2 separate regions of the Homo sapiens genome follow, and region 1 is linked to region 2. A link is an interaction called in ENCODE POLR2A ChIA-PET data of the cell type or tissue named here. Cell type or tissue: Panc1. All regions are shown on one strand. Links, peaks and the distances in the headings refer to the core of each region. The heading gives the core; the rest is flanking DNA.

Region 1 (2,929 bases), core at 312-2,811, 140 kb before region 2:
TTAAAGTCAGGTAATGATATCAATCAAAATGTAAGTACACCTACTGCCTAAAAATAACATTGTGGTTAATTGTGTTCCATAATATTCTTGGCATACTTTGCACAAGCCCTGGAGAACAAAGCCTGAGAGCCCATGGGAAATAAAGCTCCAGTTCTTTCGGCCACTTTAAATTTAGTTCTGTGATCTTGATAAGATATCATTGTATTTACATTGTTAGTTTCTACCAGCATTCCCTTGTATCTTCTTTTATGGCTTTTTCTATTTCTGTGCCTTTTTGTTCCTCTTCCTTATTTTCCCCCTAAAGCCATAGGTAGAATGTTTGGTTTTAGAGTTTTATAAGAGGAGTATTTGACTTTTCCTTATAGCGATCTCAGATTTCATTAAGTTTGTGTTTTAGGATGATTTATAATATCAGTCTATGATTTGGGCTATTATTTGCACATTTTTGGCTTTCCTGTGGCTAAACTACTGGTGTTTATATAAAAAAGATTTTTTTTTATTTATTTATGCATGTAGGGGTTTCAGCCAAGATTCCTGTCTTTAGTACTGGAATATTTGAATTAGAGAAATTAAGAAAGTGAAAAAGGCTAAAGTTCTTGATTCTTACCTTTTATCCTTATAGTTAATGACTTATAAATATATTTCTTTGGGAAAATAAAGAATATCAATTGACTGTCACCTCAGTTAATCCCTCCAGCCTCTGCGTTTTTTCCTCTAGGTGACCTGTAAGGGCCTGCTCAATAAAGCCAGTGTGATGATGTTAGCTTTGTTGCATCTTTTAGTTTTCTTCTTTACTCATCCCACACTTCCCATACATATCCCGCTTCCCTTCCCTGGTGTGTTTAAAGGTAAAAGAAGTAAAGAAGTGGGAGAAGAGACAGTGTGAAGGAGGTGCAGAGGCAGACATGAAAAAGTGTCAGGAAGAAGTCTGAGTGTAGCCCTTAAAAGACTATTGCTTTCTCTAGCCACTACCCTATTCTGCTTTGTTCCTGTTGCCCCTACTTTAATATTTCTAAAAGGAGTTTAAAATAAAAATGAAATCCATTTGAATTTCAGTCTTGAACACTCAAATAAAAGTGCTTTTCTGAAAATCTACAATGATGTTTTTAAAACACCTTCCTTGATCACTCTGCTGCATTTTATGCAAAGATGAGCATTTCCTTCTGAAAAAAGGAAAAGACTTATTGACTAACTTTTGCCACATGAAACTGTATAATCAACCTCATTTGAAAGTGCACATTTCATTTGATGGCATTTGCAAATTGTTCCTTCCCCCCACCACCAGAACTTGCAATGTGAAAATGCTTCCATATGCTAAAAGCTAGTCTACTAATTTTACTGAAGGAGAAGAAAAGAAAGTATGGCTAGCCATTTTCTAAACATGAAGCTACAGTGTGGGCAGATTTGGCAATGGGAGCCCCTCAGAGTTCACTGTAAACAACTCTGCAACCCCCAGGCCTCACTACTGTTCAAGATGAGTGTAGAAAGTTGTTTTTGCCCCACAAAAGTAAATTTTTAAAAATGCAATTGTAATGTGTATATAGTTTTAAAATATCTAAATGCAGTTAAAATATAGTATTAAACTCTGATTTCTAATAGATTTGAACATTTTAAGTGAAGAAATACTTTTGCTTTCAGATTCTTTGTGTATCTCAAGACATTTTAATAGTTTTCAAGACATTTAAACTGAGTCTTCACTCTGGGTGGTGGGCCCCCAACCCCTAATGCGTGGCTTATAGCAATAGTTTTCTCCCTGATTTTCCTAATATTAGTCATTCTCCCTTTTAACACTGCGCTACTTGGTGCTACTAGGATAATCTTTCATAAATAACATTATGCCTTTTCCTGTTGACTGATCTCATTTACCCTAATCTCACCAATATTTCTCCCAAATCTGATTTATAATTTTCTTTAAGGAGTCTTCGTAGTAATCCCATCTGGCCCCATTTTTCAACAGTACTTTTGAACCAAGCTTCTACTATTATTATTTTCATGTTGATTTATTAAAGTTTTTTAAAAAATTGTATTATGTCTGTTCTTTTTTTCCCAAGTAGATATCAGTGTGATGGAAACACTATCTTCTATATCTTTTGACTGGAGTCTTTTATACTTCTGAGTACATGATAGATGTTAAATATATACTCTGTTAATACATATTAGCAAGTTTAAAATGGTGGCTGTTTGTTTAAGTCACATAAATTATCAAACAAAAGAGCTGAGTGATGGTACCTGCACAATGCTTAATATATAGTAGAGATGATAAAATAAATTCTACTGAAGTCTGTACTTCATCTTTTTAAAAGGTTTATTGCTTAGCTTTTAGAATTAATGGTTTTATCTTTGAAATAGAGAAACAGGTCTAGGGTTCATGCAGTTATAAATAAAAATTCCTTAATTTTATTTCTATTACTGTAGCATCTTATGCCAAAAAAAAAATATCGTAAAGAGGAAGAAGTGGCCAGGCATGGTGGCTCATGCCTGTGATAACAGCACTTTGGGAGGCCGAGGCAGGTGGATCACCTGAGATCAGAAGTTTGAGATCAGCCTTACCCACATGGCAAATCCCTGTCTCTACTAAAAGTACAAAAATTAGCTGGGCGTGCTGGCGGGCGCCTGTAATCCCAGTTATGGGAAGGCTGAGGCAGGAGAATCTCTTGGACCCAGGAGGCAGAAGTTGCAGTGAGCCAAGATCGCGCCATTGCCCTCCAGCTGGGCAACAAGAACGAAACTCCGTCTTAAAAAACAAAAAAAAGTGGAAAAAATTAGAGGACTAACATTACCTGATTTTAAGACTTATAAAGCTAGAGCAATCAAGGCAGGGTATTGGCATAAAGATAGAGAAACAGATCAGTGGGAAAGAATGGAGAGTCCAGAAACAGATTCTTATGTACATGGGCAACTAAGTTTTCACAAAGGTATAAAGGCAATT
Region 2 (2,929 bases), core at 161-2,660:
ATAAGGAAAGGTTCCCTCATACCAGGCATTCCTACAAATTCTCTTGGGAATGAGTTCTCACAGTACGACTTCTGGTTGAAGGCTTTCCCATATACAACATATTCATATGATCTGTGCAACATGAATTCTCTGCTTTATGATTAGAGCTGATTACTGTGAGAAGGCTTTATGACTTTCAGGAAACAAATAAGTTTTTTTTTCCATATATGAATGCTCTGATGCATACTGAGAACTGATTATCTGGATACCAGGGTGACTGAATGGAGCCCTTATCACAGTCACTGCATTGATAGGCTTTATCTTAAGTATGAGCATGCTGGGTTTCTTCATATTTGACATTTGAAGGCTTCCTCACAGTTAGTTCACATATAGGTTTCTCTCCTGTATGAATTTAGTAACGTAGTTGAAGATGTGATTTCTTAGCAAAAGACTTCTCACAGATGCCGCATTCATGAGGTTTCTCTGAAGTATGAATCTTCTGATGAGTAGGCAACTCTGATTTCTGTCTGAAGGCCCACCAACATTCAGTACAAACAAAGAGTTTCTCTCTAGTATGAATATTTTCTGGGATGAAAGAAGACTTAATCTTTTGGTGAGAGTTTTCCACACTGAATACATATATATGGTTTTTCTCCTGTGTGAACTCAACTGTGCCCTAGGAGTTGTGGTATCAGGCTTGTTTTCTTATTTTATTCTAAATGCTTGTGATCATTGCTAGTGACAGCCTTCTAGTCCTGAGCCACAGCCAACCCTTCAGCCTCACTGAACAATGTGATTGGTACTAGATTATATATATTTTTGTTTTATATTTGAATATATTAAGGTGAAGTTGGATTATTTTCTGTCACATAATTGAAATGGTTCCACATTACATTATTGGAAAATCATTTGTTTTATACTGACCCATTACCTGATATTTTACCATTGAATGGCATTTTTAGTATCTTTGTGTGATTGTCTTTCAATTGAAGTTTTTGAGGGATATATGCAGCATTTTGTCATTAAATTTGTGCAGATACATATGATGGTTTCTCTGTTATATTTTATAATATATAAAACGTGCTAAAATTGTTACAGCAAGAATATTTGTTTTCTTAATCTTGTTACTCTCATTGTGATAAGTTTCTTATTATCAAAAGTGGCCTAAATAGTTATCAACTTATGTTTCATTGTCATGGGTTTAATGTACAAATAGAGATATTATTAATAGTATTTCCCAAGTCTTTAATATTTCATTTTTATTGGATGTGAGATCATCTGCCAGAGATAATTAATTTCATATTATTTGTGTAAGTATTATTTATTGAGTGTTAATACATAGCAGATACTGTGAAGAATATTTTATGTACCATCTCATTTAATCATCTTAGTAATTTTTAGTATGAAACTAGGTTTTCTTAAAAAGTCAGGAAACAACAGGTGCTGGAGAGGATGTGGAGAAATAGGAACACTTTTACACTGTTGGTGGGACTGTAAACTAGTTCAACCATTGTGGAAGTCAGTGTGGCGATTCCTCAGGGATCTAGAACTAGAAATACCATTTGACCCAGCCATCCCATTACTGGGTATATACCCAAATGACTATAACTCATGCTGCTATAAAGACACATGCACACGTATGTTTATTGTGGCATTATTCACAATAGCAAAGACTTGGAACCAACCCAAATGTCCAACAATGATAGACTGGATTAAGAAAATGTGGCACATATACACCATGGAATACTATGCAGCCATAAAAAATGATGAGTTCGTGTCCTTTGTAGGGACATGGATGAAATTGGAAATCATCATTCTCAGTAAACTATCACAAGAACAAAAAACCAAACACGGCATATTCTCACTCATAGGTGGGAATTGAACAATGAGATCACATGGACACAGGAAGGGGAACATCACACTCTGGGGACTGTTGTGGGGTGGGGGGAGGGGGGAGGGATAGCATTGGGAGATATACCTAATGCTAGATGACGAGTTAGTGGGTGCAGCGCACCAGCATGGCACATGTATACATATGTAACTAACCTGCACAATGTGCACATGTACCCTAAAACTTAAAGTATAAAAAAAAAAAAAAAAAAAGACACCACCATTCAGAACACAAAAAGCTACAGAAGGTCCAGGCTACTGAAAAGCATCAAGACCAAGCTGTTGTAAGTCAAACTGCTTTTATGATTGCATTCTTTGATGAAGACAATCCCAGAAAAAGAAGGTCATATTCTTTAACTCAAAGTGCGGGAATCTTGTGTCAGGGAACTACATATTCAACACCACATACAAAACTTGAGAAAGCAAAGTCTTCAACAGCAGATGCCAAAGTGGTTTCTTTGTCTTTACAGACTAGCTCTGTGCATCACAGAGTGGGGCATGGTGTTCCACATGGGAAACTGTTAAAACAGAAATCAGAGGAGCCATCGGTGTCAATACCCTTCCTACAAACTGCATTATTAAGAGGTTCAGGGAGTCTTGGGCACAGACCAAGCCAGGAGATGGATAAAATGTTAAAAAATCAAGCAACTTCTGCTACTTCTGAAAAGGATAATGATGATGACCAAAGTGACAAGGGTACTTATACCATTGAGTTAGAGAATCCCAACAGTGAGGAAGTGGAAGCAAGAAAAATGATTCACAAGGTAAATAATTGAAATTTGAGTGTGATCTTAGTTGTTGTGTGGTGTATTTGACTGGTGGAAATTATTGGAGAGTCAGCATGAGATGTTGTCATGCAGTCAGTGGTATGTGAATTTTAGGGTTTTATTAGGGAACTGCAAGACTAACAGTAAGACCAACATGCTTTGTGATTTTATTTGCTGATATTCTGAATTTACCTGAGTTTCATACATAAAGCTCTGTACATTTAAAAGGTTAAAAAAAAAAAAAAAAAGAAACTAGGTTTTCAAGTTGGTAATGGTTTCAGACTGTCTATGTA

The links. ChIA-PET counts read pairs that join two places held together with the same protein. Peaks named below come from ENCODE experiments on the same cell type or tissue, not always from the same donor. Only the 100,000 strongest peaks of a DNase experiment are listed, where the experiment ranks them.
Region 1: POLR2A ChIA-PET joins it to region 2 with 12 read pairs; 2 of 35 experiments call an interaction of 5 or more read pairs at or near these places.

What each region holds. Positions count from the first base shown.
Region 1 is chr14:67,977,707-67,980,635 of GRCh38, forward strand. All of the region lies in intron 7 of RAD51B (RAD51 paralog B), which reads left to right. Among named protein-coding and RNA genes, the nearest start is that of RAD51B, 160 kb to the left of the region's middle. In Panc1, for the core only: no CTCF peak of the experiment used is centred there; no DNase peak of the experiment used is centred there; H3K27ac peaks cover 2,191 bases.
Region 2 is chr14:68,113,480-68,116,408 of GRCh38, forward strand. The region is part of intron 7 of RAD51B (RAD51 paralog B); the gene reads left to right. It also overlaps the pseudogene LOC100420174. Among named protein-coding and RNA genes, the nearest start is that of RAD51B, 300 kb to the left of the region's middle. In Panc1, for the core only: no CTCF peak of the experiment used is centred there; no DNase peak of the experiment used is centred there; H3K27ac peaks cover 541 bases.